Linked DNA regions of Homo sapiens: region 2 is linked to region 1. A link is a contact called in ENCODE Hi-C or POLR2A ChIA-PET data. All regions are on one chromosome and are shown on one strand. Each heading gives the region's core, a stretch centred on a gene start or an enhancer-like site at or near the end of the contact. The rest is flanking DNA. Distances are from core to core; before and after follow the strand shown. Region 1 holds the start of NRARP (NOTCH regulated ankyrin repeat protein). Region 2 overlaps PNPLA7 (patatin like domain 7, lysophospholipase).

Region 1 (4,831 bases), core at 987-3,486:
TGTGGCCAGCCTCTGAGTCCCACAGATGAGCCTGGGTACCTGCCTTGGGCCACAGCCACACTGCCGTGGCAGGCCCCACCACCTCTGCCTGACCCCGCTCTGGACCCCGGGCAGGGGGTAGGTTCCCGCCCTGCAGGGCCGCCACACCAGCCTCACTGTGCCTGCCGGGGCGCCCGCACCGCCTGGCCCTCGCCAGGGGCCGCTGCCGATTTCACGCCCGTGGCGGGGCCCCGCGTTCCCACACCGAGCTCACACAGGGCCCCTTTGTTTGCCGCCGCCACGGATGCCGACGGCACTTTCTCCCAGGCCCTGCTCCTGGCCCACAGCATAGCCAAATGCCTTCTCCAGGCCCGGCTTGAGCCCACCTGGGCTTCGGCCTGTTTGCAAACCACCCACCCTCCAGGGGAGGCCCTGTGCCTGTTGAGCACCAAGGGCTCTGCCCACCCCCCAGTCATGCCCTCTGCCTCTTGCCAGTCTAGCCTGGCTGGGCCCTGGGCATATGCACAAAATCCATCAATGCCCAGGACAGAGCTCCTGCCCTCCTGACAGTGAGCTCAGAGCACCCTGCACACCCAGCCCTGGTCTGAGGTCCAGAGACACAGCCAGCACCAGGGACCAGCAGGCAGCCCAGCGGCTCCCCCTCCTTAAGAGGCCAAAGGTGCCCAGCAGAGCACGGCAGGCCAGGCCATGCCATCCCTGCCCCGGGCCTGGGCTCCACAGCGCCCATCTCTGTTCTGCTGGGGGCCTACTCCGGGACTCCACTGTGTCCTCACCTGCATATTGGGGAGCACCCCTCCACCCTCCGTGGCCCCCTTGAGAGCTCCTGGGAGAAGCAGTGAGGCCCAAAGGAGAGAGCTGAACAGAACCAGCGGGATCACGGCCCCAGGAAGACCAGAGCGAGCTCTGAGCTGTGCCTTTGAGGGACAGAGGTTCCCAGCCCACCAGGAGGACCCCAGGGCCTCAGGACCCTGCTCCGGTCAGCCAGGGTCTGTCCCGAAGGGAGCCTGCCCAGTTTTTCCTGCCAGTATGGGCACAGCATGGGGTGGGGACACACCCCTGTGGGGAGCCGGATGTGGGGACATGGAGCTGGTGGGCGGAAGCCTCCTCAGACAAGGCCTGGCATGGGGGTCTCCCCAGCCCGAGCTCAGAGCTGCCTGCGCGGAATTCCCGGCTTGGCTTCAGAAGGAATTCAAGCCCCAGCCTGCCTGGCCTCCTGCTCCGCGCCTGAGAATCACTCCTCCTTAATTTCCAACGACCACAGCGAGTTGTAAACTGTAAAACTCTAATGAGGAAATGCGCTGTGCTTCCCCTGCTAGTGCCTCCCGGTCAATTGTTAGAGTGGTCAATAAAAATGGGTTTTACAGTTTGGAAGCCAGGCGTTTCAGAATTCCCTTCTGGCCCTGGCGCCACACCTAGCCCTGCTCACCTGGGCAGGACCTATGTGTCCCGCATGCTGGTGCGTGGGCAGCAGAGGGAGGCAGGCCGCGGTCCCGACCCTCCCGCTGCGCCCCGGCCCGGGGCTTCCTCCCGAGAGGACAGCGGAACCCCCTTCACCGCCAGGCGATAGAAGCCGCGGTGGCCGGCCGGAGGCCCCTCGCATCAGTACGGTTGGGGCACACATAGGCTGAGCCGGCGGCCATGAGGCTGCCCGCGCGCGGGAAGGACCCGCGTGGCTGAAGGCCCCACGTCAGGGCCTGGAGTTGCCACCCGCGTGGACGGTGAGCCCGGAGGCGCGGGCTGGCCGGGGTCGCCGCGCGCCTCTCCGCTCAGAGGGGTCTCTCCTTCGCCACGGGCCTGAGATGCCCGCGAACCCCCTGCCCGGGAGAGGCCGCCCTCGGGGCCACCTGGCGGTCGCGCTCGGGTACCGGGCAAGGCCTGGGTCTGGCTGCTGAGGGAGCTTGGAATTCCCCGGGTGGCCGGAGGGAGAAGGGGCGGGACGACCGCAAAGAGACGCGGAGCGCCCGGGGGGCGCGCGGACGGCGGCGGCGACGGAGCTGGACCCCCCCGGCGGCCACCTGGCCTCCCCCGCCCAGGCGCTGCCGGCGACCAGCGCCCCCTGCCGCGAAGCGCGCCGCCGCCGGGACCCGCCCCCGGACCCCTGCGCACGGCACCGCCCACGCCCCGCCCCCATGTGGGCGCGGCCCAATCCCGGGGCCGCCGGCGCGCGCGTCACGGGCTGCCATTGTTATGCAAATATAAAGAAGGTAAAAGGCGCCCCGGCGCGGCGGGCGAGCTAGTGCTGCGGCGCGTGGGGAGGCGCCTTGGGACCGCGTGGGAGCCGCAGCCGAACCGAGTAGGGACCGGGACCGCGCGGCGCCGCCGTCCCCGGCCGGGCCCGGCCCCCGCGAGCCGAGCGCGCGCCCCCGTCGCCCACCCGGGCGCGGCTGGATGCGGCGGGGTCCCCGCGGCGGCGACCCCCGGCCCCGAGCGCCCGGAGCGCCCAGAGGCGGCGTGCGGGGCCCGGGGACGCCGCGCCCTCCATGCGCCGAGGCGCGCCCCGAGACAGCCGGGGGCCCGCGCCGCAGCCGCCGCCCGCGCTGAGCCCCGGCCCGGCCCGCGGCCCGCGCCCGGCGGCAGCATGAGCCAGGCCGAGCTGTCCACCTGCTCCGCGCCGCAGACGCAGCGCATCTTCCAGGAGGCTGTGCGCAAGGGCAACACGCAGGAGCTGCAGTCGCTGCTGCAGAACATGACCAACTGCGAGTTCAACGTGAACTCGTTCGGGCCCGAGGGCCAGACGGCGCTGCACCAGTCGGTCATCGACGGCAACCTGGAGCTCGTGAAGCTGCTGGTCAAGTTCGGCGCCGACATCCGCCTGGCCAACCGCGACGGCTGGAGCGCGCTGCACATCGCCGCGTTCGGTGGCCACCAGGACATCGTGCTCTATCTCATCACCAAGGCGAAGTACGCGGCCAGCGGCCGGTGATGCCCGCCGGGACCCCGGACCCCGGCCCTGCGCCCGCGTCGTCTCTGCTGTACCTTCCCGCCAACTACCTCGGTGCGCGCCCGGCTCGCAGGCCCCGCCAGAAGGCCCGTGGCCACGGCGAATACGGCGCGTGCGTCCCGGCCCCAGGGTCCGGCAGCCCCGCCGGCCGAGCGCCTCCCTGCGGCCTAGCCGGGCCCGGCCGGGCCGGAGCAGCTTCCCACGGCCCCCACCCGCTCGCCTGCCCGCCGCCTCGCGGGTGGGGGCGGGGCGCGGGCTCCAGCCCCTTTTGAAATTTGAGTCTCGCAACCAGCAAGTTCGGAATCCCGAGATACCGGATCCTCTGCGCAAAATGTTTTCTCCCGAAGGTGAAAGGCGGGCGGCGGGAGCCGAAGGCGGACTCGGAGCGCTCCGCCGCCGCCTTCAGGACCCGCCCGCAGGCCCGGGACGCGCCGATGCCGGCTGCAGCCGAGGAGCAGCCCCGAGGTCCGAGGTCCGCGCCGCTGGCGCGCGGCCGAGGAGACGCTCGGCTGTTCGCTGTTGCTGGTGTTCTAAACTATTTATCTTGTGTGTGTACATTTGTGGGTGGAGTTTGTGCGCCTGGTTTTTTTGTTTGGAAAACACTGCGTGGTCAATGTGGTTATGGGGGGGAGTGATGCATTTTTTTCTAGTCTTAAAACTAAAAACTTGAGTCTACCATTTCTTGGTTGCACTGAAAATACCGCCCAGCCTGATGGTGTTCCCGTGCTGTCCCTCCCCCTTCCCTTCTCCCCGCGTCTACCTCCCCACCCCGTTCTGTTCCCCCTCCCTCCTTCTCCCTCTCCCTCAAATCCGTGAGTTTTGGAAGCCCCAGGGCCTCTCTCCCCCGCCCCTCCTGGATGAGGCCACCATCCCCCAAACCGGCTTGTTTTGCAGTTTCCCCAGGATCCTGGAAGCTCGCTGGCGCTCGAGGGTGGCGGGGACACGGGGGGGTGGGTGAAGGTTCGTTACCTTTTCTAGTGCGTTCTATCATAGTTAACGGTTGCACACTTTTTTAAAAAAAGTAAATGGATTTGCCACAATTAAATGTCATAACATTTATGACAGAATATAAAATATTAACATATTTTAAGCCAAGTTTTAGGTGTATTTTTTGAATCTTGGTTATAAACCCAATTTTAAAGGGCGATGTATCCAGCGTTGTGAAGGCAACAGAGTGTACCCATATTTATATTTTTATAAAATACCTATAAGACTGTGAATCTCTTGTGCTAATGGCTGAGTTAATTGAAGGATCGTTTTGCCCCTTTTTAGCCTCCCAGAGCTTCGAGGACTCAATTCGAACCCGAAATCCTGCCGTGGGGGAGGGGTTGCGTCGAGACCTGGGCCCGGGGAGGTTCTCCTGCGTCACTTTCTGTCCTGAAAGGCGCCCTTCCTGGTTTCTGTGGCTCCAATTTTCTATGCAGCCCCACACCCCTTGTTGTTTTGATCCTGAGAAATAAAAGGGAGGCTGAATTATTCAAATTTAAATGAGGTTTCCCCTTCATGGAAGTGCTGCTGACCCTTCGTGCAGAAATGGGGAGCACTTGAGGACACAGGTGGGTGGAGGCCCTTTGTGCGTGGCTGGTCGTATTCGGGCAGCCCTCCGTCGCTTTTTATAAAACTTTGTGTGAGAAGAATATATTGATAATGTCAGTGAAACAAGCAGACATTGAAATGGAGGCACAGATTACTCCACAAGGAGTTCTTCTGTATATTTTTTCTAGATGCAAATACCTTTTTAATTATGTTAATTAATGTTAAGACTTTCTAGGCTTATATCGAAGCTGTGTGTGGGTCACGGGGTGATCACTGCTAACTGGATAAAGTTTGTGCAGCACATTCCTGAGTGTACGATATTGACCTGTAGCCCAGCGTGAAAAATTTATAAAT
Region 2 (4,831 bases), core at 1,053-3,552, 180 kb before region 1:
GCCATCGGTAAGCCTGAGCCTCCCAGCCTCCAGCCATCCTTGGGTTCTGGGCCTGGTGGAGGGCGCCTGCCGGCTGCCCTCTGTCTTCGAGGGGACGCGGCGGTGGGTGGGCAGGGCTCAGTTGGGGTCAGTGTTCGGTAGTGTTTCCAAATTGCTGGCAGCTGTTAAATTTGGGGATTCAAGGGCAAGGAATTGAATTTCCTGAGAACTCTCAAAATTCTAAGTTATTCTATATTCTTTGCAACATTTTATTTACAAGTTTTCATGTGATGATAGGGACCATGATGATAGACAGGAAGTCAGTTTTCTGTGGGTTTAAGGTTATGCTAAAAATTTCAGTGTTGTCTTGGCAAAATAATGCAATAATAATGAATGCGGTCGGGCGCGGTGGCTCATGCTTGTAATCCCAGCACTTTGGGAGGCCGAGGTCAGGAGTTCAAGACCAGCCTGGCCAACATGGTAAAACTCCATCTCTACTAGAAATACGAAAATTAGCTGGGCGTGGTGGTGCGCATCTGTAATCCCAGCTACTGGGGAGGCTGAGTCAGGAGAATCGCTTGAACCCGGGAGATAGAGGTTGCAGTGAGCCAAGATCACACACCATTGCACTCCAGCCTGGGCGACAGAGCAAGATTCTGTCTCAAATAATAATAATAATAAATGCAATGAATGTTGTATAATTATTATAAAACAATATATTGTGACAAGAGTATTTCAGAACCATGTGAAAATGCTCCCTCCTGATACAGACATTTGGTAATAGAAAACAATACATTCAAAAAATTTATAATATAGAAAGATGCTACTATAAACATCGAATACTTATAAGTTATTCTCAGCCACGTGCGGTGGCTCATGCCTGTAATCCCAGCACTTTGGGAGGCCGAGGCGGGTGGATCACTTGAGGTCAGGAGTTCTAGACAAGCCTGGCCAACATGGTGAAACCCCGTTTCTACTAAAAATACAAAAATTAGCTGGGCGTGGTGGTGGAAATGCCTGTAATCCCAGCTATGTGGGAGGCTGAGGCAGGAGAATCGCTTGAACCCAGGAGGTAGAGGTTGCAGTGAGCCTAGATCGCACCACTGCACTCCAGCGTGGGTGACAGAGCAAGACTCTATCTCAAAAATAAATAAATGAAAGTTACTCTCAAAACAAAATTTTAAAACACATAAAGCATGGATTGCCTTGTCTGATGGCCTTGACCGTCGTTACATGACACATATTCCCAGTATATGCAGAAAATCTTACTCATTTCCGGTGACATCAGTCAGAGTATTCCAGGTATGTCCAAAAACATCTTCGAGTTGTACGGTGGAGCTGTCCCGCGTCACATAAACTAGTTCCCTTTAGAAACATCTTCGAGTTGTGCGGTGGAGCTGTCCCACGTCACATAAATTAGTTCCCTTTAAAAAACACTTTTTAAGCCAGGCGTGGTGGCTCACGCCTGTAATCCCAGCACTTGGGGAGGCTGAGGTGGGAGGATCACTTGAGGTCAGGAGTTCGAGACCGGCCTAGCCAATATGTTGAAACCCCGTCTCACTAAAAACACAAAAATTAGCCAGGCTTGTTGGCAGGCTCCTGTAGTCCCAGCTACCAGGGAGGCTGAGGCAGGAGAATCGCTTGACCCCGGGAAGTGGAGGTTGCAGTGAGCTGAGATGGTGCCACTGCACTCCAGCCTGGGCAACAGAGTAAGACTCCGTGTCAAAACAAAAACAAACAAAAAACCCACTTTATTTTGAAATAATTATAGGATCGGAGAAATTGTGGAATAGTAAAGAGAGACCCCATGTGCCCTTCGCCAGGGCTCCTTCACGGGCAGCGCCTTAGGGGGTAACATCGAGGCCGGGACGTTGGCGTTTACGCCATCTGTAGACCCCTTGGGCCCCAGCAGCCCGTCCGTGCCCTCCTGGGTGTGTGTGGTGCAGTGTGGTGTGGGTGCCGTTTCTGTGACCTGCACCACACGGGGCCACTCTGTCACGGAGGAGACCCTGCAGGTGGCTGCCATGTTGTCACCCAGCACCCCGGCTTGCCGGCAGCCCTGGATCTGTTCTCGATCTCTATAATTTTGTCATTCTGAGAAAGTGATGGAAATGGAACCACACGGTGTAGCCTCTGCAGACGGCCTTCTCCCACTCAGTCACGTGCACGCAAAGTTCCTCCTGGCCTTTTCCTGGCCTGGAGCTCAGTTCTTTTTGGTGCTGAGTCATCGTCCGCTGCCTGGACGCACCACAGTTGATCTGTTCATCTACTGGAGGGCATTTGGCTGCTTCCAGGATTTGGCAATTATGAGTGAAGCTGCTGTAAACACCTGTGTGCGTGCTTCTGTGTGGACAGAGGTTTTCAGTTCCTTTGGGTAAACACCAAGGAGCATGATTGCTGGATCCTGTGGTCGGAGTATGTTTAGTTGTAGAAGAAACCACCAAGCTGACTTCCAGTGAGGCTGCACCAGGCTGCAGTCCCACAGCAGTGAGCAGGTTTCGGCTGCTGCACATCGCACCAGCATTGGGCTGGATTTTCAGCTCAGAGCTGTCTCTTGAGCCCAGGGGGCATTCTAGTTCAGTTGTAAGAGGGGCCCTTATTTTGTGTGCCTCTAAGAAACAAATGTTGCTAGTTAAGGCACGAGACACATTGATCTGATCTCTAGTTGTTGTTTTTTCTGAGATGGAGTCTTGCTCTGTTGTCCAGGCTGGAGTGCAGTGGCGCGATCTCAGCTCACTGCAAGCTCCACCTCCCGAGTTCATGCCATTCTCCTGCCTCAGCCTCCCAAGTAGCTGGGACTACAGGCGCCCGCCACCACACCCAGCTAAGTTTTGTATTTTTAGTAGAGATGGAGTTTCACCGGATCTCCTGACCTCGTGATCCCTTGGCCTCCCAAAGTGCTGGGATTACAGGCGTGAGCCACCGCGCCCAGCCGATCTCTAGCTTTTAATTAGAATTAGACCTCCCTGCTTCCCACACATGGGGCTCTGGGTCCTTTCCCACCCGGCACTGCCAAGCAGCACCCCCTCAGGCTGAGCCCCTCATCTTAGCTTCTCCCCTGAGCCTCTGGTGGCTGTGATGCCAGGGCTGACACTGGCGCCCCTGGTTGAGAAGGGCCCTGACAGCCGTGCCCATGTGGAAGATGCATACGAACAGGCATGTCAACACTGGGGACCCTGGCCTCTTGGCGTCTGGCACCTCGATGATCTGGGTTTTGGAAATTACGTTATCTCCCATCGCACAGCCTTCCCTGCCCTGCACACGTGGCAGGACACAGAGATTCCACTGCTGCTCGTGCTGGAGGGGACCGAGGCTCAGAGAGGCTACCCGAGGCCTCCTTCAGGGCAGATGGGAGGTAGCATCAGGCCACAGGCCCTTCCCCACTGGCAGGTGAAGAAGGCTTGGCAGTTGTGCTCAAGGGGAGCAGACCTTGGGGTTGGGGAGTGGACTCTCACTGCCTTCCTCCTCCTTGGTGCCTGGCTGGGCGTCGGTGCCTGGCTCGGCGTCGGTACCTTGCTGGGTGTCGGTGCCTTGTTGGCGTTGGAGGTGGGCTGCCCAGGCAGGCTCCGTTACTGGTGGTGGTGTTTTCAGGCCCGACCCTGCTGCTGACTAGTGACAACATAAAACGGCGCCTTGGCTCCGCTGCCCTGGACAGGTGCGTGCCGCCAGCCCCGACTCCTTCCTCCCAGCCGGCCCAACGCAGCCCTGAGATGTGTCCCCACTGTGTCCACATCCAGCATCTGCACTGCAGCGTGCTCCTCGTCCAGCACACTGTGGTGTGAGGGCTGATGACGTGACTCCCTTCACTGGACACACTGGGCAGCGCTGACCTGCTGGGCACTGTCAGGCCTCCCAGGGGACCCCAGCCCCCGCTTCCCGCCTGGGCAGCCCCGGGTCTCACTCTCCCCAGCCTGCCCCTCAACGAGCCTCAGCCTCTGGGCTTAACTGCAGCCTCTGCGTGACTGCCTAGGCCCTGAATAACTCACTGCGAACTAGCGATGGCAGGAAGTGCTGGGCAGGGAGGGGAAGGGGCAGCGGCTGGTGCTGGCCTCTGCTGCCTCTTTGCCCCGGGGACATGTGCTAAGAGTGCCAGGCCCCTGCGGAGTAGTGAGGTACTCCCTCTGCGTGCTGCAGTGTTCACGAGTACCGGCTGTCCAGCTGGCTGGGGCAGCAGGAGGACACCCACAGGATCGTGCTCTACCAGGCAGATGGCACGCTCACACCCTGGACCCAGCGCTGCGTGCGCCAGGCCGACTGCATCCTCATCGTGGGCCTGGGTGACCAGGAGCCCACAGTGGGCGAGGTGAGCACGGGGAGGGCCGGTGGAGCTGGGGAGAGCCCTCTCTTCAGAACCTCCTGTTTCTCTTTTCCTTTGAGTAAAATACTGCACAAACTCAGAAAAAGACAGATGATAAGAGCCAACACTCAGATATCTGCTACCCATGTTTTAAAAACACGGTGCTGTATTGACCTCCAGGGGTTCTAGCACGGAGCAGGGCAGGTGCCCCACGTGGCCTCTTGTGAAGCCGCAGCCTCCGGCCGCCTTTCGCACTTTTACAGCAGGTGCGGGAAGCCTTTTCCAGGACTAACCTTTTACGTAAACGGTGCCCTATTTTGTGTCATCTGAAGTTTGCTTTTCTCCACAGCACTTAGGTGTCGGCGTCGTTCCTGTTCCTCTCACTGCTTTTTCTGGCTGCTTAGTTTTCCTCTTGTGAATGCCTTACCCTCTGCCTCTGCATCCTCAGCCAACAGGAACAGCCTTCTGCAGGCACCTTCGGGACGCTGGCCCCAGGCTGTGTCTGCAGGTTCCCAGATGGCAGCAGATCACTGACCTGATTGCTTCCTTCCACCT

Evidence for each region. Hi-C counts contacts between places; a loop is a spot of excess contacts on that map. ChIA-PET counts read pairs that join two places held with the same protein, here RNA polymerase II (POLR2A). Pooled maps may share reads with other maps.
Region 2: a loop to region 1 is called in a pooled map, with 2.0 times the contacts of the local background. The contact joins the enhancer-like site here to the promoter of NRARP in region 1. A Hi-C loop is called at or near these places in 1 of 50 pooled maps. POLR2A ChIA-PET finds 5 or more read pairs at or near these places in 2 of 52 experiments (HEK293 and MCF 10A).

Annotation. Positions count from the first base shown.
Region 1 is chr9:137,299,676-137,304,506 of GRCh38, reverse strand. It overlaps NRARP (NOTCH regulated ankyrin repeat protein), which reads left to right and starts at 2,236. Exons shown (of 1, transcript NM_001004354.3): 1 at 2,236-4,831. The coding sequence starts at 2,579. The coding sequence ends at 2,923. RefSeq lists silencers at 1,677-2,316, 2,999-3,078, 3,149-3,208, 3,329-3,378 and enhancers at 2,019-2,937, 4,737-4,831.
Region 2 is chr9:137,479,763-137,484,593 of GRCh38, reverse strand. PNPLA7 (patatin like domain 7, lysophospholipase) reads left to right here. Exons shown (of 35, transcript NM_001098537.3): 21 at 1-7; 22 at 3,571-3,634; 23 at 4,114-4,282. Among named protein-coding and RNA genes, the nearest start is that of NSMF, 23 kb to the right of the region's middle. RefSeq lists an enhancer at 306-1,505. Within about 2 kb of position 2,302, at least 9 of the 41 ENCODE cell types and tissues checked have a DNase peak (open chromatin) inside an H3K27ac peak, as active enhancers do.